Linked DNA regions of Homo sapiens: region 2 is linked to region 1. A link is a loop called in an ENCODE intact Hi-C map of the cell type or tissue named here. Cell type or tissue: ascending aorta. All regions are shown on one strand. Each heading gives the region's core, and the rest is flanking DNA. Links, peaks and the distances in the headings are about the cores only. Region 1 overlaps ITGBL1 (integrin subunit beta like 1). Region 2 overlaps ITGBL1 (integrin subunit beta like 1).

Region 1 (12,750 bases), core at 1,486-9,485:
CATTCAGCTCTCCACAGGGAGGATGAGTAACCAATGCTTAATGGTTTGCAATTAATTATTATAATTATTTTTTCTTTTTTTTTTAGGAGTGATAGGAATTTCTTTAATTTCTACAGAAATCCCTCTAACAGTTTAGTGGAGAATGAAATAGATGGCTGTGAGAATTGAGAGCATGAACGTGTGCAGACTGGTGGAGAAGCCCAAGTTTTGGCATGAGAAATACAGTGAAAAATGCAGTAGAGTAAATGGAGTGAAGGACACTTGCGAGAATGCGGATCGGTAGGACGTGGTAAGTAACTGTGGTGAAAAGGTTTTTGATCACTGAGAGGTAAGCAGAAGTCTCCTGGAGAGGGTTTCTTGGAAAACTATTTTTTTTTGTTGTTGTTGTTTTTTTTTTTTTTTTTGCTTTTTAAATTAAATAAGAGAGATTTTCCCTGGGTTATACCACATCCCTACCTCACAGGCCATGCAACAAGTGCCTCCTAACAGCCAGAGAAGGTCTGGGAGAGCGGTTTTTTAATCCAGCATATGTTGCTCCCCTGGAGAAAATTGGGATCCTGAAAGAAAGACAGGATACTAGGAATGTCTGACATTCTTTTAAAAAATATTCTGGGAAAAACATCGGATACGAATGGGGGACTACTAAATCTGCAAGAAAAATGTCGCTGCCATACCTTTAACATGCACTCAATCAGCAAGTGCTCTGGCACTTTCTAAGGCTAATGACTGTTCTTGTCACACAGGTTAGCAAAAAAGGAAAAAAGTAAATAAATAAACAAATAAATGAGGTAATTGTGGTCTTTTTCACCTAGCTTGATTTACATGCAAAGTAAAAACAAACAAAGAAACAAACAAAAAACCCAAAAACTGAAACCATTAAAGTTTAAAAGTAGCATGCATGTAAACATGTGACCGATAATTGGCTCAGCCAGATCGGAACTGACTCTAGTTCCTCTGATTCCAATGTCTACACTCTTCCCAATGTGTTGCTTTGCTTCTATATTTCACTTTAGAAAGTGAGACACAGCAGGATTTCTTAATTCTTGTCTCTTTCAACCACCACATCATTTGAAGGTATATATTTGATATTCACAGGCACTTTCTCTCCTTGCAAGTCTCTTCTCTATTGGCATGCCACAAAATTCTCTTGGCCTCATTCAACACTCCTCCTTTGTCTCTATTTATTCTTCTACTTTTTTTTTTTTTTTTTTTACTGAATGAATAAGTGCAGGTATTCACCCAATGTTTATCTTTAATCATCTTTTTTAATCTCTCCATAATTTCTTTCTTGAAAAATCCATTAAATTTTGGGCTTTCAGATAACTGCCAAGACCACAGGGCTGTATCTCCAGCCCCTGATTTTCTCCTACATTCCCCTTTCATGATTCCACACTTTGTGTTCTATTAGCATCCCCACTTAATACCTCCAGAGCTACATAGGCAGGGTCCGACCCATAGACCCTGGTGGAACAACGGATGAACAAATGCACCCAGACACAGGTATCCAGTGAAAGAGTGGGCTAGGGGACCAGGCTGCTCACAGACACCAGACACCAAGGAGGGTGCTGTAAAGAGTCAGCAGCCGTGGCCCTGACAAGCTGGCACTGCAGGCATTTATTCAGTATAGATTTAATCACAAAGGCTCTGAGTCAACACACTTGTGGGCAATTTACATGGTCTCTCCCGTCCCCTCCCCTCCCCAGAGAGAGTAGTCCTGCACTCAGATGATCAAAGCCCAGGTTCCAAGGCCTATGTTAACTTACTTATTTAGATTAGTTTCACCAGATAAGAGAATCTGGCTGCCTTCAGCCAAATCCTTTTCCAAAGCTTTTGTAAAATCTTCCAGCCTTCCAAGAAGGTTTGCATCTTCTACAATTTTTCCCACCACCCTGACCGATCTCCTACATCCATATATGATTTTCTTTCCAAAAGCTGCTTGTCTTTCTCATTTCTTTTAATGTAACAGCTATCCTTTCAATCAACCAGTTCATGATGTTTTGAGTCTCATTTGAATTTCCCTTACTGCCCTCATCCAGCTTGTTGTCAAGTCTTGTTGAAACCACCTCCAACATTCCCACTTACATCACCATCACAACGTTGGAAAAAACTTCCTGTCATGTCTCTCCAATACTCTGGCTCGTAGATTCCTACAGCACAACTTGCCTTGATATTTAGTCCCGTATAACTTCCTAATACTCATGGCATAGAGTTTACCTACTCTAGCCTTTGTTATGTTTTAGCTTCTTGAAAAACAGAAGCTACATTTCCAATTGTATTCCTTCTCTTCTCCCTTTAACCAAACTGGCCCATTCATTGTTTCCTGCACATTTGTCATGCTTTTCTGACCTCATGTTTTTGCAGAGGTAGAAGTACCTTTCCCTTACTATACACATTCAGGTTCTGAGTAATTTTCAAAGCTCAGCAAAAAGCGACTACCCTTCTGTGAAGATTTACCTAATATCCCTAAGTGAGACTCATTGTCTCTCCTCTGAATTTCTGTAATACCTTATTTTTTTTTTTTTACCTCCTGTGGAACTTTTTTGACTTCCATCTCATGGTATATAGTTATGTGTCAAATGAATCCACTACTCTACTATGAATTTTCTGAGTATTACTTCTGTCAGCACTGTAGTCTTCAGAGTGCCTAACACAATGCCTGAGACACAGTGGATCTTCAAAAACTTGGAGGAGATTGAAATTGTCTTTTTCAAAACATCTTTCTCATTTTTACCCACAAATCAAACTGTAGAGTAGAGCCAAGTTAGAAAACTGGCACCCCTACGCCCCTATCTACTCAATGAATAATTGTTAAATTGAGTACATCTTTACTTCTCCATGAAAACCAAAGTCCACTTAAAGTCCAGATGTCCTTAAAGAGTTAAATAAAAAGTTGTCCATCTTTGAAGGCAGAGAATCTGTTGTACAAGAAACCAAAAATGAAGAGAAAGAGAGCTTCTAGTACCAGCTCAATTGGGCTATGAACTTCTCAAATGCTCATGTTTCTTACTGACCCTAGGTTGGTAAGAATTATCACAATTTGACACAACTGAAATCATTTAATCTGTATTGCATAGAAAAATATTCTGTCTTTTTTTTGTTTTCTGCCTTTTTTTTTCAAATTTAATTAGTACTATATGGAAAATGAAAATACATATTATGAAAATGTGTAGGATACAGCAAGAGTAATACTTGGAAAGAAATTTACAGCATGAATGCAATCAGAAGCAATGAAAAATATAAAATCAGTGATGTAATCTTTCACTTTAAAACACTAAAGAAGAGCAATATAAAACTAAATTGGTCATAAGAAAAGAAATACAATCAATTCCATGACAAATCAATACAACTGGAAATAGAAAACCAACAGAGAAAATCAATAAAACAAAAGTTGGCTATTTGAAAAGATCAATAAAATTGATAAATATTAGGCCAGGCTAAACAAGTAAAAAGAGAGAAGACACAAATGTTCAATATGAAAATTAAGAGAGAGATGATTATATCTTACCTTATGGACATTAAAAGGATAATAATAGAATATTACAAACAATGATTTGTCCAAGAATCTGATAACCTGGATCATTTGGACCAATTCCGTGAAGACACAATCTATTAAAACCCACATAAAAAGAAACAGATAATTAAAGTAGACCTATGGCTACTTTTTTCTACAATATTTTTTATTATGGTAAAATAGATATAACATAAAATTTACCATCTTAACCATTTTAAGTGTATGGTTCAGTAGCATTAAGTATATTCTCATTGTCGTACAACCATCACCACCATTCATCTCTAGAATATTTTCATCTTCCCAAATTGAAACTAAGCACCCATAAAACAGTAAGTCCCATTCCCTTCTCTTCTCAGCTCCTGGAAATCACCATTCCAGCTTCTGTCTATATATCTGACTACTCTAGGTACCTATATAAGTGAAATCATACAGTGTTTTTCTTTTCATGACTGGCTTATTTTATTTAACATATCTTAAAGATCCTTCCATGTTGTAGTATGAGACAATTTTTCCCCTTTTAGAAGTTGATATTCTGCCTTTGATTTACAATATTATTAAGAATAATTTTATGGCATCTCATTGCAAATAATATAAAATGTTATGCAAGAAAATAGATGATTTTTTATTTATTTATTATTATTTTATTTTATTTTTTTGAGATGGAGTCTTGCTCTGTCACCAGGCTGGAGCGCAGTGGCAATTTTGACTCACTGCACCCTCCGACTCCCGGGTTCAAGCCATTCTCCTGCCTCAGCCTCCCGAATAGCTGGGATTACAGGCATGTGCCACCACGCCCAGCTAATTTTTGTATTTTTAGTAGAGACAGGGTTTTACTGTGTTGGCCAGGATGGTCTTGATCTCCTGACCTCATGATCTGCCCGCCTCGGCCTCCCAAAGTGCTGGGATTACAGGTGTGAGCCACTGTGCCTGGCGATGATTTTTTATTATTAGCTAATCTATTATATCCTTCCACGAAGTTAAGTTGGTATCTAGCTCAGCCAATCATCAAAATACATTAATATTCAAATGCTTTGAGTTGTCATTTATATGACTTTACTTAAGAACAAAACAACTTTCAATACCCTCTTTTTAATAAACTCTAATAATTTAGTTATCTCTTCAAGAAATATTTTCTATGTATCAGGAATTGTATTAACAGCTTAGAATATAACAGTAAGTAAAATAGGCATTGGCCCTGTCTTCATGGTAATTACGGTCTTCTAGGGAAGAAAATAACGATAAGCAACATTTGAGTAATAGAAGACAAAAAGAAAATGCTAGTATATTCAATAGCAAGAACACTGTTAACTAGGGTAGTCAGGGAAGGGTTCAGTGACAGCCAAGGGATGAGAAGGAGCCAGACAGCCAATGTTCTAGGAACAGAGCCTAGAAAAACAAATGAAAAGTTCTTGGGACAAGAAATAGCTTGGCATGTTACAGGCAGTAAAAGAAGGCCAACGTGTTTGAAGAATAGTAAGTCAAAAACACTGAATAATGAAGGTGGAGAAATATTCCCTTCTCAGAAATGAGAACATAGCAAATGATTTACTCTTGGTAAAAAAAATCTAAATTTATTTTAAGAGGATTGAGAAATGACAGAAGGATATTAAGGAAGTGAATGATGTGACGATATAGTTTACACTTTGCAAACTCATTTGGCAACTAGGTGGGACAGATTAAGGTATGTTGGGAGGAATGAATATGGGGAAGTTAGAGGGTTCTTGCTGTTTTCCAAGTGAAAAGTGATAGAAGCTTAAAGGACAGTGGTGGCAGTGGAAACACAGAGAAGTACATGGAAATCTATTTTGGTGATGGAGCCTGTATATGTGGGACACAATGTTGGACTGGATGTGGCAAGTGAGGAAAAGACAAGACAAGTTTTCTAGCTAGAAGAAATAGTGTGAATAATGATGCTGTTTATTGGGTAGGGGCACTTCAGGAGAAAGAGGTTGAGGGCAGAAAAACAGCTCTGTTTTGAGCCTGTTGTATTTGAGACACTCTTAAGACAATGAGATAGTGAGGTCAAGTAAGCAGCTAGGCACAAGCTGCTGCTCAGAGAACATGTTAGTGCTGGCTCTAGGCATACACATGTTAGAGCTTACAAATGTGGATGGCACTTAAAGCCCTAGAAGTGAAGCAGCTATCCAGGGAGAAATTAGTCTTGGGGACCCCAATATTTAGAGTTAGGTAACTAGAGAAGCCAGACAAGAACATTCAGTAAGGAAGGAGAAAACTAAGATTGTGTTGTCTCATGAAATGACAAAGGAGCGTGTCCCATACTGGAGGTCTACTAAGTGGAATGTTCCTGGAAATTTGAGTTTAAAAAATAAGACCATAGAAGTAGTTTTATTCATCTTTTGTCTCACCAACACGACTGTGTTGCCACTTAGACCTGTAAGAGGAACACCCAGGAGTGGTGGAACTGTTGGAGAATCATCTACATGGACCATTCATTGATAACAACATCTGTGTTTAAAGAACTGCCCAAGACTCGGTAATTTGGAAGGAAAGAGGTTTAATTGACTCACAGTTCTGCATGACTGGGGAGGCCTCAGGAAACTTACAATTATGGTGGAAGGGGAAGCAAATATGTCCTTCGTCACATGATGGCAGGAAGAAGAAGTATGAGAGTCGAGTGAAGGGGGAAGCCCCTTATAAAACCTTCAGATCTCGTGAGAACTTACTATCATGAGAATAACATGGAGAAAACCACCCCCGTGATTCAATTACCTCCCACTTGGTCCCTCCCACGACACTTGGGGATTATAGAAACTACAATTCAAGATGAAATTTGCGTGGGGACACAGCCAAACCATAACAATGATAAACGTCATACTGGAAGGGCAGAGCAGAAGAGAGAGATGGGGTTCAGGGACACTGTGGTGCTCAGGCAGTCGCCTCACCATCCAACCCTGGAATGACAACCTGAAGACTCAGTATTTGTGTCTATCACCTTCAGCCAAACACAGGACTAACTGATCCTCTTACAAATTCACGAAACAGGTGTGCAATTTTAAGATGTAATTTGGAGACAATCACATTCTGACTGTATTGTTCAGTTAAGAAAGGGTTAGTCTGAGTGTGTGATCTGATCTCTTCCTCATACAAGAAATCCATCAGTGCCTGGGAGTCACTGAATTCATACTCTCAGGCGGCATGATCTCCTTCAAATTGCAGCGATGAACTAGAGAACTCCCTGAAGAAATGTGAACTGATTGTGTAATTAAGAGGTGGCTCTTCATTATCCCTTCTTGTTTTTTAAATTGGACTCATGGGTAGCTATTCCAGGAGTATAGAGGAAAGAAGAAAAGCAATAAGCAGCCTAGTTCTTATTCTCACCCTAGGTATATGGCACACAGGAGGGAAGTCTCTGATTTAACTTATATTAGGCTAAACAATTAAACACACATGTGCCAGTATGTGAATATATTTCACTTGTGTAATCTTAAAATGATATACCAATAAAATAAATAAATCTTACGAACTATCACTGGACAAGTCATGCTTTTTATAAATAGTGACTTATCTGATAATAAATCCATGCATGCATAGGTTGCATAACATCTTCTTTTAATAAAGATGTTTTGAGAACATCCACAGACAGTCTATGATGATTGAACATGACTCACAAGTTAATTAAATGAAGAACGATCTCACTTCATGCTGATTTTCTTTCTGCTAGTCATTTTCATGACTCTTTTCCAGGTTGTAATTTTGGTGTAATCAAAACTGAACTGTAAAAATTATGAAATTAGTTACATTCACCTTCAGGTACAATTGCTAATTTATCCAACCTATCAGAATTGGTTTAATCATCTTTAGTGTTATTGGTAGGAAAGGGGATAAACACTATTGGCTCTTAGTGCTCATGCATCTGCTGATCAGTTAAGTTTATACATGTTTTTTATCTTACTTATTTGCTTGTTTGCTAAAATGCTAAGACAGTCCCTGATTTTGGAGTCAAGTACCATATTTTACTCTCTGGCCACATGTTGGATATATAGGTTTTATATTCTCCATATGAAAGGCCACAGATCTTATGGTTTAGTGTCTGGTGGAGAACTAAAAAAATTACCAAAATGAGTGACTCTCTTATTTTGTTATTCTCTGAAGCCATAACAGAGGGATGATGTCTGTGTGTTTCACATTCTCATATTAGTAAGATTTGTTCTCCACTGGAGAGATGATGGGGGGGACTAATTGCTTTGGAAAAACCAGCTGCAATTTCCTCCCCGAGGTACAGAGCTGCTGATTTGTGTGAGTCCAACTTCCTTGCAAAACGCTCTGCAGCTAGTGCTTCCAGATACCTGAGACAGATGTATTATTTTGTTCTGTAATGCAGATGGCCACTACAATCTTTTATTTTTATTACAGATACAGGGCATTCATCAAATATTCACTGGCACATAGTACCAGGCACATTTCCGTCTTTATGTCTCTTTCTTTCCATAAAGCCAAATGGATTATTATCCTTATTGTATATAGGAGTAAACCAAGGTAGACAGGTCAAACAAATACATAGGTAAACCAAAGCAGAGAAGACAAACAACCTGTCCAAGTTACTACAATAAGCAGGAAATAGACCCAGAATTAAAATCCTGGTCTGTCTGAATACAGGGTTCCCATTCGTCTTGCTATATGGCACTGCCTCACTTAATTCCAAAGAAAATGGTTACTTCTTCTCACTTAAATCTTACATGAAAAAATGCAACAAAGTGCACACCATGTACATTAAAGCAACTGAGGATACCATACAATGTGGACTTTCTCTAGACAAAATATCAAAATACCCAAAGAAGATTTATGAATTTATATTTTGAAAATAATTTTACTCCTCAGAAACAAAACCTAGGAAGAAATACAACATAGTGTCATCAGATATTATTCTAGGATGATCAATTAATGGGTGATTTTTATTTTGTGGTTTCCATTTCTCTCTATATATTTTTTTAATTTTGAAAGCAAAAACACCAATTTAACAATATTTTTAAAGACCTGATATCTAAAGATGAGCCAAGTATAAGAAATGAAGGTGACATAATATATATTATAAATAATACATGAGTAAGTAATATGTGAAAAAAATCCTTTCTAATGATGGGTACAGAAGCAGCTGAGAAAGAGCTCTTGATGTAAAAAAAAAAAATGAAATCGATATTTTCCTTCAATATCTAATAAATAACTTTTCACCTGTGTGCTTTTGCCCAGCTTTCCCAGGCCTAAAATATTCTTCACATCCTATTTCTGCACATCTAAATACTAGTTGTTCAAGGTCCAAATCACATCCTCACCTCAACTTGAAGAATCCTGTATCCAAAACTGGAATAGTTCTTCCTTTCTCATTCTCCTTAATTGTGAATCCTTTACTTGATCATTTATTCAAATAAAAATATTGAGCACTAACCTTTATCCTAGCTTTGAGCATATGATAATGAGAGAGAGAGATTGATTATATCCATGAGAATTGTAGACTTAAAGAAAAGGGACACAGGGACACTCTCAATACAACTTCATCACACTACGATGCAGGTGGTGCGGTATAGAGGAAGTAGGACATCATTTCAGAGAGGCTTCCTATAGGAGGTAATTTGGAAAAATCATGGAAGAATGGAAAGACAATAAGTTATTCACAAGGAGAAGTGACAATAAGGACTAGGAGAGGGAACTAACATACCCAAGGGATATGTTCCAAAGGGAGCAACATATCCAAGTTTCTCCATCTCTGTTGCTCTCTGTGAAGAAACCAATTTTTCAAGAAATGGAGACAACTGGTCAAGACAAGCATAGTCTCCTCCACCATTCAGTTGCTCAAAACAGAAACCTGGTGTCATCCTTGATCCTACCCTGCCCCTCATATTGTGCAATCATGAATTTCCTTAAATATGCTTGTACTCTGGGGAGGGAGCTCTAAGTTTCAACTAAGCTCTCAGGCTGACACTTGCCACCAATCTCCTTTGAAGGCTGTGGGACAGGAGCCACATCTTACCAGCAGGCACTGTCAGGCACCAGGATATACCCATGGGAGTTCTTGCAGGAGTTCATGAGGATGAACTCATATAATTGGGGACTATTTTCTCTTGGGATAACACAGCCCATATGCACAGAGATGAGATCCACACTGCACAGATGTTGAGGCTTTTCTGGCTTAGAAGAAGTCGCACGCCCAACAGGAGCCAAAATCTTTCCCGATGATTCCGTAAACAGCTTTCAAGGAGCCCACAAGGGACAAGACTGTTGGCAGAGTTATGACACTTATGAAATCCAAAAGCATGAGGTTCCCATCAGCTGCTTATAGTTCAATTCATCATCTCTTCCAATGTAGTTGAAACTTATCAATCATAAATCATTATGACCATGAGCAATGTTGCTTGTTAACACTGCAATGCACCATCTTCATCTGTTGCCAGGGAACCAGAGCTAGGAGTTTAACAGAGTGCTGGAGTCTCTTGCAGCAGGGTGAAGGGTTTTGTTAGTCTCTTGACCCCACTGCTTCTAACATGTTCTCCAACACATTCAAGATCCTCCACCTTTACTGTCTTCCATCCAGCTAAGGCACCTTCATCTCTCACCAGGGCTCATCTCCTAACATCCAGATTCACCTACCAACCCACAAACACACATAGTCCTTGGAGCAATCCATACTCCATCTGACAACCAGAAGTACTTTTTAAAACACTGTGATCATGTTTAAGCTCTGTTTAAGCCCTTCCTTTGGTTTCCTGTCACCTTTAGAGTAAAGCCTCAAGTTATTAACATGTTTACAAAACACGTCACACTCTTTTCCCTTTGGTTTTCTAATCTGCAATCACACAGGGTTTTTCTCTGGTCCTCAAATGTTCCTGGCACACGTCACACACTCTCTTTTCTCCCACACAACTGAGCACAAGCTGCTCTCTGACTGTACCCCACTTCCCCTACTTGGCCAAGTTCCATGTATCCTATTACTACCAAGTATTGTTGTGAGGTGTAGTTAATACCTGTAAAGCACATAGTCTGCATTACATAGTTGTTATCCAGATATGAAGGCATTAGAGAAGTCTTTCTTAGCCTTCAGCCTATGTTAAATCCCCGTTATGTATATTCCCATTGAATCAAATCTCTTTTCAGATCACTCAGCTCCTTTTCATTCCTTTCTCAATGTCCTCCCTTCACGCTCAACCATAAGCTCCAGGAGAGCAAATGCTCTATGTTCACCACTGAATGTCTAGTGCTGGCAAATAGTAGACACTCAATGAATATTTGTTTAGTTAATGAAAAAATAATTACTTCAGTTTAAACCATGCGTAATTTGGAGGAATTCCCATATGAAAATCTTTTATTAGAAATTGAAAAGAATCTAAAGCCAAGGATGACTGATTGCTGATCAATCATTTCAAGAGACATTGACCTAAATATGAAAGTGGAAGAGACTGAGATTACTCCAAAGCAACAAATAGACAGAAAAAACATACAAAAGCCATTTCTGGCCAGGCTCAGTGGCTCACACCTGTAATTCCAGCTCTTTGGGAGGCCAAGGCAGGAGAATCCCTTGAGCCCAGGAGTTCAAGATCAATCTGGGCCACTTAGTGAGACCCCCAAATCTCCACAAAAAATAAATAGCCAGCTGTGGTGGTATGTGCCTGTAGTCCCAGATACTCAGTAAGTTAAGGCCAGAGGATTGCTTGAGCCTAGGAGTTTGAGGTTTCAGTGAGCTCTGCTTCTACCACTGCACTCCAGCCTGGGTGACAGAGTGAGACTCTGTCTCAAAAAGAAAAAAAAGAAAAGAAAAGAAAAGAAAAGTAACAATGGTAACAAGAGCAGAGACATGTAGATGGCACTTTCAAGGGGCCAGGCAAGCTTTTTATACATGAATACGTATATATACATACATACATATTGCTATGATAAATAAATGAGTTAATATATGTCATGTCCTTAACAAACAAAAAGAGTAAAACCTACATAGGTATTTCTGGTTAACTAATACCAGTGAACAGAGGATTTAACCTAAGAATAATATTGACATATTGTTAAAACACGTTGGTGTCACTCTAGGGAAAACTGTGACTGACATAAGGAACGATCTGTGAACTAAATATCAGAGCTGAAATTCTGGGTCTGCCACATTTTAGTTATGGGATGTTAACTTCTCCAACCTCACTCTATTTTCCATTTATGAAAGAAAAAATAGTAGAAACAATCTCTTAGGGTGGCTGCCATGACAATGGCATAAGATAAACTGCCCAGCACAGCAGATGTTTTACGAATTTATGCCTGGTGTTCCATTATTGGGACGCTAAGCATGTGGGAGTTTTTTATATCCTACTGCTCCAGGTCATCACCAAGGTCTGACTGCAAAAATTCAAAAAAGTCTAACCTCAGTCATTAACAGGTTAAAAGGGCTTTTCCCCTCAACTCACAGAGAAAGGAAAGAAGAAAGTATTTTTTTGTCAGGTTTCAAATGTCTTATCGTTGGTTAGAGAGAGAACAGGCATATGGATGATTGATATAGATAGATAATAGATACACAGATAATAGATGATAGATAGATAGATAGATAGATAGATAGATAGATAGATAGACAGACAGACAGATAGGATGGATGGATGGTGCCTCAGCCTTCCATTAAGACACACACTCTACTACCCATTAGTTATTTTTCCTGATCCTCTCCCTCAACCCACCCTCCACCCTCCAATAAGACATATGTAACAAGCCTACCTATGCATCCCTGAACTTAAAATAAAAGTTAGAAAAGACACACATTCTGTTTCTTTCCCCCAATAAAGGGATATAATTATTTTCTTGTAATGTAATTCCATGTCCACATCACTTCATTTATACTGGAAACGTGGAAAGATCTGTAATTCACATGCATCAGCCTCAGCGATATGAACTTTTTCAAGAATGCAATGCAAGAATAATGTTGACCCACATTCCCAGCCATGGAGGTGCTCGGATCAGCACTCTACTCCTGGGACTCTCATTTTTGTGGGTTACCTCTGCTCACTACCTTCTATCTGCCTCACTCATTCTCTGGACAGTTTATTAATGCCAGTGAGCTCTTGTTTGGGTATGAGAGGCATCATAGAATCTGAGCGTATACCTCTTGTGATTTCTAAGAGTAATCTTACTCCATTTTTTCAAGTTTGTGGGTGATATTATACTTTCTCCTACCAGTGTTTATAAATAAAGTAATGAAAATCATGTTAAAATGCTGACTTGCCCCAAAACCTTTCACGATCATAAAGTATCTTAGT
Region 2 (12,750 bases), core at 1,636-9,635, 170 kb after region 1:
AAGAGAATAAATTGAGGATCAAACACAAAATCTATTTCAAAAGCTAAAGTACAGAACTAACCATGAGAAATATACTTTAAAAACTCTATTTCAACACAAATTAAGCCAATTATCAATATTCAACTTATAGTTCCTAACAGCCATATGAGAACTTTTCACTTGGACTTTTAAGAATGATTATGAAGAAGAGATTCGAATTGCAAAATTTTGCAAGGAAAAATTTTTTTCAGACTCTTCGCAAAAGTTTTTGGAATCAAATCATCTTTGAAGAGCTTAAGAACATCTCCGAACAAGTTGTTATTGTTATTGTCATTGTTGTTGTTTGTGAAGATTATGTCAATTAGCTTCAACATGTTTTCAGTTCTGATATATGAACTCTCAACTTATCCTTAAGGAAAGAGTCTGAACCTAGATTAAGTTTAGATAAAGTTTTCACAAGGACAAGCTCTGAGTCAGCCTAGATTCTCAAGTCAGAGGAATTTTAGAAAACTGTCTGGTCATGAATTTAATAGGGATTCAAAGATGTTTTGAGAGAGGTTGAAAGTTTAAACTAAAATAATTTGACCAGGATGTCTCTGCCAGCTAACATCATATTCTCTAACTATAAGGTCTAGCATTAACTCCAAGCACTCCCAGAAGAACACAGCCTCCTGGAGCTCTGAAAGAGTGGGTGAAGCCTCATCAAAAGGTAATGTCTGGGTAACATCAGAGTACACTTTTCCTAGTCTTCTGCTGGAGTAGGTGAAAGTTTGCTCTTTTTTTTGAGTTAATAAAAACATACTTAAGATTCCTAAAATATCATCTGTGAAGATTCACCTTTAATAGGGCATTATCACCACGTAGATATATTGAGCATAATGCAGCTAAGGGCCAATGACAGCAGAGAAAGAAAAGCCTCTTTCTGGGGTCAATTATGGAAAGCCAATCCCAAGTGGAGTAAAAGCAATGATGCTTCTGACGAAGATACTGTGAAGACAAGAGGAATATGACAAACAAAGCTACAGAATGAAGGCCATAAGCATGGTGGTCACAATCATCTTTGACAAATGCTCCATCTCTCCTTGCTGTAGCACCACCAGAACATCTTATGTTACACTGTTTTATTTTACCCTGGGTTAATTTCACAATCTCTCCTCTCCACCTGGATTAATAATTACTGCTGGAAAAAAATTGTACTTATGTGCAGATTTATGGAATGAAAATCATGGTCTCCAGATTTCTCTGAGCACTCAACACAGCTTAATAAGCCCTTTACGGCCTTAAAAAACCCTCCAACACCTTCTTTCAACTTTTTGACCTTTATGAACATTTAACACCCTCTTCCTAAGCTTCAGCCTTTTCAGTGCTAACAGGCTGCCTTTTTTTCTGCTTCATCAGGAAGATGGAGGCCATCATGAACTAAGATTTCTTCTCACTGGTCCTGTCAGTTGTGACTGTCCAACCTCTGCACTGACCCTTTCCAGGGTCTTTCCATTTTTAGAGGAAACAGGAAACTGCCTGTTGATTCCTTACTGGTGTATGTGAATCTTGGAGTCCTTCTTCTATTTCCTCCTGGATTTGGATCCATCTTTCTCTTACACTTTTAAATTGTCTTATCTTTTAGTGTGTTGCCCTCAACCTAAAACCATTCCTACCTATTTCTTCTTCTAAAAAACAAAAGCAAACATGAAAGCAACCTTTCTCAATTCTAAGACTTACGTACCTATTTCTTGTTTTATCCTTTCCTTCCCAACCCAAGCTTCTGGAAAGAGTAGCCTATGCCTGCTGTTTCTCCTTCCTCCCCACCCATTAATGGTTCTCCCCTTCCAAACTTTTGCTGTCATTACTCCCTGAACCTATTCTTTTCAACGTTGACAATGACATTTGTGCTGTGGATACAAGAACGGTAGTCTATATTTGTTTAATTAGACTGTGCTGATTATGATGCTGTTGGCCAGTTATTTTTTCTTTGAAAAACTATCTTTGTCTTCCCTGACACACTATTTTCTGAATGCCTTTCTATCTCTGATTATTTCTTCTTTGTTTCCTTAGTGGCTTATTTTTTAACTTGGAAAATAGGCAAAGATTTGAACAATTGGACCATTTCCTACTTTACTAATTTAACATTATTAATGGAATATTTAATCTTCTTTGATTTCAAGGTGTCCAAAGTAGCAGCCAAATAGATTGTTTTTATTAGAAAAGAATGTTTTATGAATCATATTAGGAAAACACTAATGTTAGGCCTTAGCCAAGAGATGCTTAGCCAAACTCTTTTATTGTACTTCAGCATTGGAAATCATAATACTCAATTACCTGCTGCAAAGTCTTCTCTGTTATAAAGTTTAATATCATACCAAATGAGTTTCAGAATGTGAATAATATGAACAAAACTTAGTGTTTGGATTTACACTTAACTTCTAATCAAAAAGTTTTAACCAATACATTTAACATTTATTTAACATCAAATATAGGGAAGGATCCAGACTTGAAGGATTACGTATCTCAATGAATGAGTAAAGCATCAAGTGCATTTGTGGAAAATACAAGAAATCATGCTACAGTTTTAAGTCTGCTTCTAAAAATATTCAGAAACCATTTCTACCAACACTGCACAGAGCTTTGTTTGAAGACAGTAGGTCCAATCCCTGGGTTGCAAAGGAAGCAAAGCATTACCTGAATCATTTTCTTTGAGAGAAGGAGAAAAGCTTGATAATGTTGTTACTGCAGCATGACTATTAGCAGTAAGCTATACTAGCAGAGGTGGGTCTGGCTCTTCCAGAGACACAAGTTGAAAGTCAGTGTCCTTTTAGAATGGCAAATGTGCAGCAGGTTCATTGCAGAAATAATCACATGGCAGTGCTGAGGAACTTTCACCCTACATTACAATGCCATGATTTTGAAATTTGACCATAAAACCTTTTAATGATAAAATTAATATCATTAAAGTGGTAGTCACTTTCAGATACACTCTTGTAATCCTAGAAGTATGTCCTATGATGATGATATTCAGCTTTGGCCTATGCTTAGTTTAGCTCAATGTTGATTTTAATATGCAGCCATTGGAAATATGGCCCCTCTATTATGTATTGTTAATTGTGTTTCCAACAGTAGTTCTTTATTTTCTATTCCAATAATACTAGGTTAGTTTAATTGCATGTCTTTGAACAACCAGGCTATAAAAGTTGAAACTAATATTAGGAGTTGGGACCTAATGCTCTAGGCTTCCACTGATAATTACAATCATCCTTATGGCAGTGAAATGCTATTATTTAGAGTTGTTACTTTGGTCAGTCTCTTCATTTTATCAAAACGTTGTTATGCAAAAAAAGACTTTGCAAGGCAATGGTTTAAAATTCCTTTGCATATGTACAGTTTCATTTGATAATTTCATGTTCAAAGAATTTCTTTTGTTCAGTTACTTTCCTTTTTTCTTTCTAATCTTAAGCACCAGAGAGTGAAGAAGACTTCACCAGCAGAAACACTATTTAGAAAATCTGCAATAGGAATAACGTTTATAATCCATGGAACTTACATTCTAGGAAGAAAGATTAACTTGCAATTAGCATCTAAAGATACTCATGCTGAATTCCAAAAATATATATTAACATATATTTGGAATCTGCTAAAATATAGTTAAGCATCTATTAAGCAGAACAACTAGGAATTTGATGATTTTCAATTTGCAGTGAATAACACACTACTTGATAGATAATGTACTGAATATTTACTCTGTGCAGGTTCTTAAGATAGAACTTGCCTTCTTGGATAAGGAGAGAATTACTGAAAATGATTTTGTGTACTTCTTTACATATTTTGTTTTAAAAATTTATTCAACAGCAACCATATGATTAAAAATAATCTCTTCAAATAAATAACTTCTAAGAAATAACTTGAAAAAAATTCGTTCTTTAAATACAGATACACAACTTATTTTAAGATGTGCATGTTGTATGTCTTGAATATTGGAGAGTAAATTAAAAAGTATAAAACTGGCCGGGCGCGGTGGCTCACACCTGTAATCCCAGCACTTTGGGAGGCCGAGGTGGGCAGATCACGAGGTCAGGAAATCGAGACCATCCTGGCTAACACGGTGAAACCCCGTCTCTACCAAAAAAATAAAAAAAATTAGCCAGGCCTGTGGCAGGCGCCTGTTGTCCCAGCTACTTGGGAGGCTGAGGCAGGAGAATGGCATGAACCTTGGGAGGCGGAGCTTGCAGTGAGTCAAGATCGCACCACTGCACCCCAGCCTGAGCCACAGAGCGAGACTCCGTCTAAAAAACATAAATAAATAAATAAATAAATAAATAAATAAATAAATAAATAACAAAATAAAAAAAATAAAACCTTCAAGAAAAATCAAAATCACTAATAAAATACCTAAACTACTTAAGAAATAAAGTAAATCCCCTCCCCCCAAAAAATACGCTATGAAGTAATCGGGTGTAGCGTGTTCCAGAAACCAACTACCCCTGTTTTCGAGTGCAAATGTCTTACTTCCAATTCTGCAAAATCCTACTCACTGACCTTGACTTCACTCTATATTGTTAATGGCTTTTTAATCCTTTCCAGAGTATTGCTTTAAAACAGCACAATATCACACCCACAAAAGTAGCAGGACCTGGATAAATATTTAAGAACTGAATAAGTGAATGAATATTAATGATTAGCAAAAACTGAAACTGAAACTTTAAGTTACAGCTAAGTTAAACTGCAATTCAGTGGAGCAGCAGCAGAAATATCAGAGCCCCGAAAACATATCATGTAAACAATTGTTTACTTTTTTGTATTCCATAACTTTTAGTCACTTACATTACATAAATATTGACAATTTCTGATTAGAACCAACTAGTATACGTTTTTTTAAAATCAACAGTTACAACTAAATATATAGTACACACATTTCAGTTAAATTTCATAAACTTAGCCATTATTGAAAGTTTATCCTGTATGCCTCCAAAGTTTTTAAAATAAAAAAAATCCTCTAATATTTCTTCCTATATTACAGCTCCTCTAGTAGTTCAAAGAAAGAAAGACAAGAAACCTCCATGGACTTTCGAACATGATTTTACTTTTCTTAGTGATTTTTTAAGATGAATCTAGACCCAACCAGACACTAAGTAAATGTGGTTTGCCCTTCAAGAATTTGAAGTTGATAGTCAGTCCAAGAAGATTTCATTAGAAACTGTTGCTGCTTACATGCGACATATCCCAAAAATGTGTTTTTAGGTCAATAGCCAACCTAAAGAATCAAAATCTCATCAGTGTATTAGATTAGATAAAATTGAAGATTTAATGTGTGTGTTAATTTTTTTGTAAGCTAAAGGCTACATATGTAAATTACCAAACATATTCAAACAAATTTAGATAAAATATATAAAATATCAGGATGTAAAATAAAATAACACTGATTTCTATTACAAGAAAAATGTCCAGAGAGTACACATCAGCATAAACAAACTTGACTTTCAGTCTTGGTTTTGGAAGCCTTCCACCAAAAGGGAAGGGCTGGGAAACTAGAAGACAGTGGCAAAAGCATTTTTAAGGGAGAACCATCTAAGCAAAACCCTGGGTGGGGAAAAGGATCACCCTGATACATGGCACCCAATTATGCCTGGCACAGAAGCAGCAAGGCAATTGCTAATATTATTATAATTACTCTTACTTATAAGATACTAGTAGACATCACTATAGTATATTATTTTCTTTAAAGTGAAAATGTAATTTGATTGTCCATCACTACTCTCTCTCTCCCCTCGCGCTCTCTCTCTCTCTATATATAATTACATTTCATACTTTTCCCCCATTAACCTGCATTTAGTCATAGTTCTACACTAAGACTTGTTCTAGTCTTCGTACTAAAGTAAGACTTGTCAACAAAAGTAACTATGTTTTTAATGCTTCCCACCAGTGTTTAATGTGTACCACCTGTCTCTTCTCTCTAGGCATTTTGGTTGTTTTAGGCTGTTTCTTTATTAGATTACTCAATATTCCCTGAGTTCTTCCTTATAGATAACAGTTTGTCTACGCCTTTTATACTGGAAGGTGATTTTTTTAGATAGAAAATTGTGGGCTCACAAGTTATTTTTTTCTTGATTATCTTAACTGCTGAATTAGTTCGTTTTCACACTGCCAAAAAGAACTACCTGAGACTAGGTAATTCACAAAGGAAGGAGGTTTAATTGACTCACAGTTCTACTTGGCTGCAGGGACTTCAGGAAACTTAAATCATGGCAGAAGGGGAAGCAAAGCAAGTCTTTTATGGCGGCAGGAGAAAACGAGCAAAGGCAGAAGTGCCACTTTTAAACCATCAGATATCATGAGAGCTCACTCACTATCATGAGAACAGCATGAGGGAAACCACCCCCGTGATCCAATCACCTCCCACTGGGTTTCTCCCTCAACACGTGGGGATTACAATTCAAGGTGGTGACACAGAGCCAAACCACATGAACTATGTAGCCTCATTTTCTTCTGGAGTAAACTATACTTGCCAAAAATAGGGATGCTAACATAGTTTTCTTTTTCCAGTGTCACTTACTGTTCTTTCTGGATGCCCAGTTGTTATTTTTTCTTTCTTTTTCTTTAGAATCTGGTAGTTTTATTAGAACATATTTTGGTCTTGGTTAATTCTGGTCAATGTGGCATTTGGTATGCTGTTTCAACACGTAGTTTGAAATCTTTTTCATCTTTTTCTCACTGCAGAAACTTTTTCTGAATTATAGATTTTAGTATCAGTTCTTTCCCTTGCTTTTTTTTTCTTTAGAGATGCCTATTAACCATATTTAAGAAGTTCTTTATTCATATTCCACGTTTCAATTTCTCTCTCAAATTATATGTATTTCTTTCTGCATTTCTCTTTCTCAATTTTTTTCTACTTTCAACTTCGGTTTTTCTTAAAGCATTATCCATGTGTTTATTTGTTCTTTTGATATTTCTAGTTTAGTCTTCATTTCTGAAATTATTATTTTCTTTCATTTCTATTTTTCCCTATGGTATAGTGCCTAATTTTTGAGTTTTTCTAATTCTGTTTTATAATGTTATTCCATGTTTTGCATTATATTCTTAATGTCATTTAGCTAGTTTTGAAATACAAGTTGATATTTTTATTTATTTTATTTGACTAGTTTTTATTACCTCTAGGGATGTTATTTGTCTCATTCTCTTTTGTCTTACAATATCTTACTATGGGATTGGGCCTAAATATTTTGCTATGCTTATTTTTATAGAAAATTACTTGATCCATAATTTTGAAGTTCAGAAATCCTTGTTTACCTTTACAAAGCTCCCTCTTCTGTTAATTTCATTTTAAGAACTACTTAACGACTTTGACAGAACATTCATTATATACATTCAGTATGTGGAGAACAAACAACTTGTTTCTAAACCATAGGTAAAATAAGAAATCACAAATAAATTTAAAAAATATTTTAAGCAAAATAATAACAAAATAAAATGCTAAAAATCAATGATCTAAGAGTTCTCCTTATGAATCTAGGAAAAGAAGAACACAACATGGCACAAATAAATTAATAAATATAAGGGCTAAAATAAAGGAAATAAAAAAACAAACTATAGAGAAAAATCAATGAGGCCAAAAGCTGACTTCTTGGAAAGATCACTGAAATTTATAAACAACAATGTACACAAACATTTATGTTAAAAACACAAGTAATAAACAAATTACAATATTCTAAATTAGAGTGAGCACAACTAGAGATTCCTTGAATATTATAAAGGCAATAAGACAATATTATAAATAGCTCTATGCCAATAAATTGAAAACTTAGATTAAATGGATAAATTCACTGAAAGACAGAAATATAAAAACTGACAAAAAAGAAAAATATTAATAAACCATTAAATATTAATAAACCTATATATATTTTTATATAAAAACAATAACTTTGTAATAAAACATTTTCCAAGAAGAAAACACCAGGTTGCTTATATAGCAAACAAAACATATGAGCCATTAAAGAAAAAATAATCTACAAATTGGATTTTAGCAAAACCATAAACATTTTACCTTCAAAGCATACAATAAGAAAAGTAAAAGGCAAGCTATGGAATGGGAAAAATTACTTGCAATATGTATACCTGCCAAAGGATTCCTATCAAGAATATATAAATGTTCTTCTGAGTAATGAGAAGACAAATTCCTAAATAAATACGATAAAATTTGAACATTCACTTTCCAAATGAATGTATATAAATGGCCAATAACCATATGAAAATATTCAAAACATACTTATCAGTGAAATTTGATACTAGTAAAATTTAACTGAAATTTGATATCAGTGAAAGTTGAGCACATTATTAGAATGGCTAAATTAAAACTCTGAAAAAAACAAGTCTTGACAGATACAGAGTAACCAGAACTCCCAGACATTGTTGAGGATTATTAAAACTGTTTCGCAGTTTCTTCTAAAATTAAATGTATTATTGCATTTACTCAAGAGAAACAAAACACATGCCTACATGAAAACTTAGGAATGAATATACATCATAGTTTTATTCATGATAGCCTCAAATGGAAACAACTCAAATGACCATCCATAGTTGAATGGTGAAGGAAATAGTGATATATCCATACATGTACTACTATATGCAACAGCATGGATGAATCTCAAAAGCATGCAGAGCAAAAGATGTTGGACACAGAAGAGTACAATGTACAACATTCCTTTTATATTACATTATAGGAAATGCAAACTAACTTTTAACAACAGAAAGTAGCTCAGTGGTTGCCTATGGGCTGATGGAAGGAGAGATGAATAGTCAAGGGACATGAGGAAATATTTTGGAGATGATGATATTGTTTTGTATCTTGATCATGAAGTTAGAATCAAACATGCATGTATGGGCAATATGCACTAAAGTGTATACTTTAAATGGGTGCGATTCATTGAAGTCAAATTTTATCTTAATAGATGTGATTTTTTAAAAAAGAGACTAAAGAGACATAACTAGGGTGTCTGAATTTTTGTTGGCATAGAATCAAAGAAGGTATCTAGCTTTAAAAATATTCTGGAAATAATAGGAAAATGTTACTTTAAATTAGATATTATATAAGAAATTATTATTTTTCTTGGGTGTGATTATGGCATTATGTTGATACAAGAAAATGTTCTTATTTTTAGTAAATGCAAGCTGGAGTATTTGGGGGTAGAATGCCATGATACCTGCAACTTATCAAATAATTCAGAAAAAATTATAAGCAGATAATACATAAATCTATGATGGCATTATAGATGAATAAACATAAAAATATATTATAGAAAAATGCTAACTAGTGTTTAATTTGGGTGCTAAAGGTGTTTACTGAACTTTTCTTACATACACACACACACACACACACACACACATATAACTTCAATGCTGATTTTTCAGATTTCAAAATCAAACCAAAAGAGCGCCTAGAAACTAGCCTTTGGCTTTCTATTCCTGTGTTAGTTTGCTGAGAATAATGGTTTCCAGCTTCATCCATGTCCCTGAAAAGGACATGAACTCATCCTTTTTTATGGCTGCATACTATTCTATGGTGTATCTGTGCCACATTTTCTTTATCCAGTCTATCATTGATGGGCATTTGGGTTGACTCCAAGTCTTTGCTATTGTGAATAGTGCTGCAATAAACATAAGTGGGAGTTGAACAATGAGAATACATGGACATGGGGAGGAGAACATCACACACCGGGGCCTGTCAGGGGGTGGGGGGCTAGGGAAGGGATAGCATTAGAAGAAATACCTAATGTAGATGACGGGTTGATGGGTGCAGCAAACCACCACGACATGTGTATACCTATGTAACAAACTTGCACGTTCTGCATATGTATCCCAGAACTTAAAGTATTTAAAAAAAAAAAAAAGAAGAAGAAGAAGAAGAAGAAACTAGCCTTTGGCTCCAGAGTTCTTACTGCCACAGTTTCAAGTAAAATGTTTGTATTTGAAGGCAGAACAATCTAAAGGTAAGAGTGAAACAGACTTCTTGATGTGAAGTAATCAAAATAGGGTTGTTATTTTTCAAAAGTAAAAACAAACAACATATATCAGAAATATATATGAACATATATGAAAATGCAAAATTTATGATTCACTGATATTGATTTGGAAAAATAGAGAGAAGAGAGTCTTGAGGTACCACATATCAAAACCCATAAAAACAATGATATATGTATATATGCATATATATTTAAATGCTTAATAATAGAGGTATTACTGCTTAAAGAGGGCTTCAGTTTTAACTGTAATACTCTAATGTTACACAACGAGAATGTTTTCAAGTGTGCACATATCCCCTATTTTTATAATAAATACAAATTAAAATAGAAATAGTAAGTGTAAAACATCACTGATTGCAAGTATTTGTTCTTTCTATGGGAGTAATGCATTTCTCTTCAAAATAGTTAGCATTTATTAGAAAATAGACACGGAATTCATCTGGAATAGTGGAAGAATAAGAAAAAGAAACCTAATTTTTTCCACATAAAAAAAAAAACAAGGTGCCTGTGTTTCTGCAGAGTAATCTAAGGCCAGAATAAGGGGGCCAAGAAAAGGAGGTGATGAAAATGTAGCTCTGAGTCAATTCTATTTTAGTTGCAATAGACAAGGTGACCCCAACTAACTTTTTTTATAGTACTCTTATTTTTCCATAATAAAATTCTTTCTTAAAATAGTTTAGGCCATTTGTAATTAACAACTAATCCAGTTTTGTGAACAATGCTTGAATGAAAAGGAATGAATCCCAAACAAGAAAAGTCCATTAATCAGGACATAAATTACATAAAGAAGGTTGTCCCTTAATATCAGTCATTTTTCTATACAATTATTTTATTTTTAAATGGTAAAGTCTATATATGAACATATATCAGTTCAATAAAAGAAAAAACTTTGTAATATCCAAAACTTCTGAAAACACATTGAGCACCCTTATGAAGAAAACTTTTTCTCTATAGCTAGAGGTGCTCAAAAAAGCTTGGACAAGCACTACAAAAATAAAAAATAAATTGCATAAAATTTCAATTATAGGTATTCATTCATCCTTTCACCAACAAACATACAAATGGAGTGCCAACCATGTGCCAAGGTTGTGTGCAGCCCTCCAAAAGCAGTGTTGAGCCGATGCATCTGTGATTACCTCTACATATACCTGATACTACAGTAGGAGAAACAGATGTTAATTAAATAATTACACAAACAAATGCAAAATTACATCAGTGATGACAGCTATACGTCAGTTGGCGTAATGACCACCAATATCTTTCCCAAATAAATGTGTATTCATTTTTTTCATAGTCTACCCTAGATATAAAGCCCTAGTGTCATTTTTTAATTTTGGTATTCAGGAATATTTGCAAAAAAAAAAAAAGAATAAGAATACATTGAGTTTTACAATCTATCTCTCACTAAAAAAGAACCTGATACTACAGTAGGAGAAACAGATGTTAATTAAATAATTACACAAACAAATGCAAAATTACATCAGTGATGACAACTATATGTCAATTGGCATAATGACCACCAATATCTTTCCCAAATAAATGTGTATTCATTTTTTTCACAGTCTACTCTAGACATAAAGCCCTGGTGTCATTTTTTAAGTTTTGTATTCAGGAATAATTGCAAAAAAAAAAAAGAATAAGAATACATTGAGTTTTACAATCTATCTCTCACCAAAAAAGAACTTCTTTTATAAAATAAATTAGGAGAAGTGCAACATGAGATGATTATATAGAATCTGAAGCATATCATGAGTGGCATTGTTTTTTGAAAGGCTATGCTCCTAATGAAGAGAATTTCTAGCAAAGGAGCAATTGTTCCCTTCTTTCAACCTTCTGCCAGAATAAGTTGTTTAACTTGCAGTATAGAGGAGAGCTAGTTAAAAAAAAAAAAAAATTAAAAAAAAAGTTTGTTTTTCCCCTTAATCTCATTAAGAAGACACAGATTAATCACACTGCACTGCAGTAAAAATGGTTCTGTCACCTCTCTTTCACCCACTTACAGCCAGGGAATGACTACTCATTTGGCCAGAGTCCACAATTCTCTCAGCCATCTCATTTTGCCTCTACAAAAACAGACGTGGTCTGAGGAGCAGTGAGTGAAGCTTTTGGAAAAGTCATCCTGGACCACACAGCAGTTGCTCATGGCAGCATGAAATGTCCGTCCTTTCTACCAGCTGGTCCTGAATCACTGGAAGTGACACATGCTACTTCTGGGACAAAACTGAGGATTACTATGATGGAGCAACACATGAGCACAAGATTTAATTTTTTTTCTGCAGTCACAACCCCTCCAAGAATTGGCTTGTGTGCATCCATTTGAAGTTCGAAGTGTTGTCAAGTGAATAAAAATAAATCATCTTAAATGTGAACAACATAAACTCCTCTAGTGAATAAGCAACATCTTTAGTTTTGACGTTTTGGAAGTCATCTGCTCTAATAACAAGTTTATGGGTTTTAACATGAAAAACCAGCAGTCCTGGATTAGCATTACTCCGGAGCAGAAGGTTCACTGTCAATAAAGGTACACAGTATTTTTGTCAAAACATGCCATGTAGATAGCAAAACCGCATTAATTTGACATTCAGTTAGCAAAAACACTTTCAGCTTACAATATAGTGGGTGGTGAACTGCACGCTCCAGGACATCTTCTAATCCAACTTGGAGGCGGACTCTCACAAAGAGGATGGTTTGCCAAAAAAGGAAGTCATGGGAAAAATGAAAAGCCTTCTGTGTTTGTCATCCAGGCCTGGCCTTCTCTTATGAACAG

What was found. Hi-C counts contacts between places; a loop is a spot of excess contacts. Peaks named below come from ENCODE experiments on the same cell type or tissue, not always from the same donor. Only the 100,000 strongest peaks of a DNase experiment are listed, where the experiment ranks them.
Region 2: a loop joins it to region 1, with 2.6 times the contacts of the local background. A loop is called at or near these places in 6 of 110 quality-filtered maps.

The regions. Positions count from the first base shown.
Region 1 is chr13:101,692,947-101,705,696 of GRCh38, reverse strand. All of the region lies in intron 8 of ITGBL1 (integrin subunit beta like 1), which reads right to left. Among named protein-coding and RNA genes, the nearest start is that of FGF14, 220 kb to the left of the region's middle. In ascending aorta, for the core only: no CTCF peak of the experiment used is centred there; a DNase peak (open chromatin) is centred at 4,913; H3K4me3 peaks cover 847 bases; H3K27ac peaks cover 4,278 bases.
Region 2 is chr13:101,523,257-101,536,006 of GRCh38, reverse strand. All of the region lies in intron 2 of ITGBL1 (integrin subunit beta like 1), which reads right to left. Among named protein-coding and RNA genes, the nearest start is that of ITGBL1, 77 kb to the right of the region's middle. In ascending aorta, for the core only: no CTCF peak of the experiment used is centred there; a DNase peak (open chromatin) is centred at 6,336; H3K4me3 peaks cover 654 bases; H3K27ac peaks cover 4,649 bases.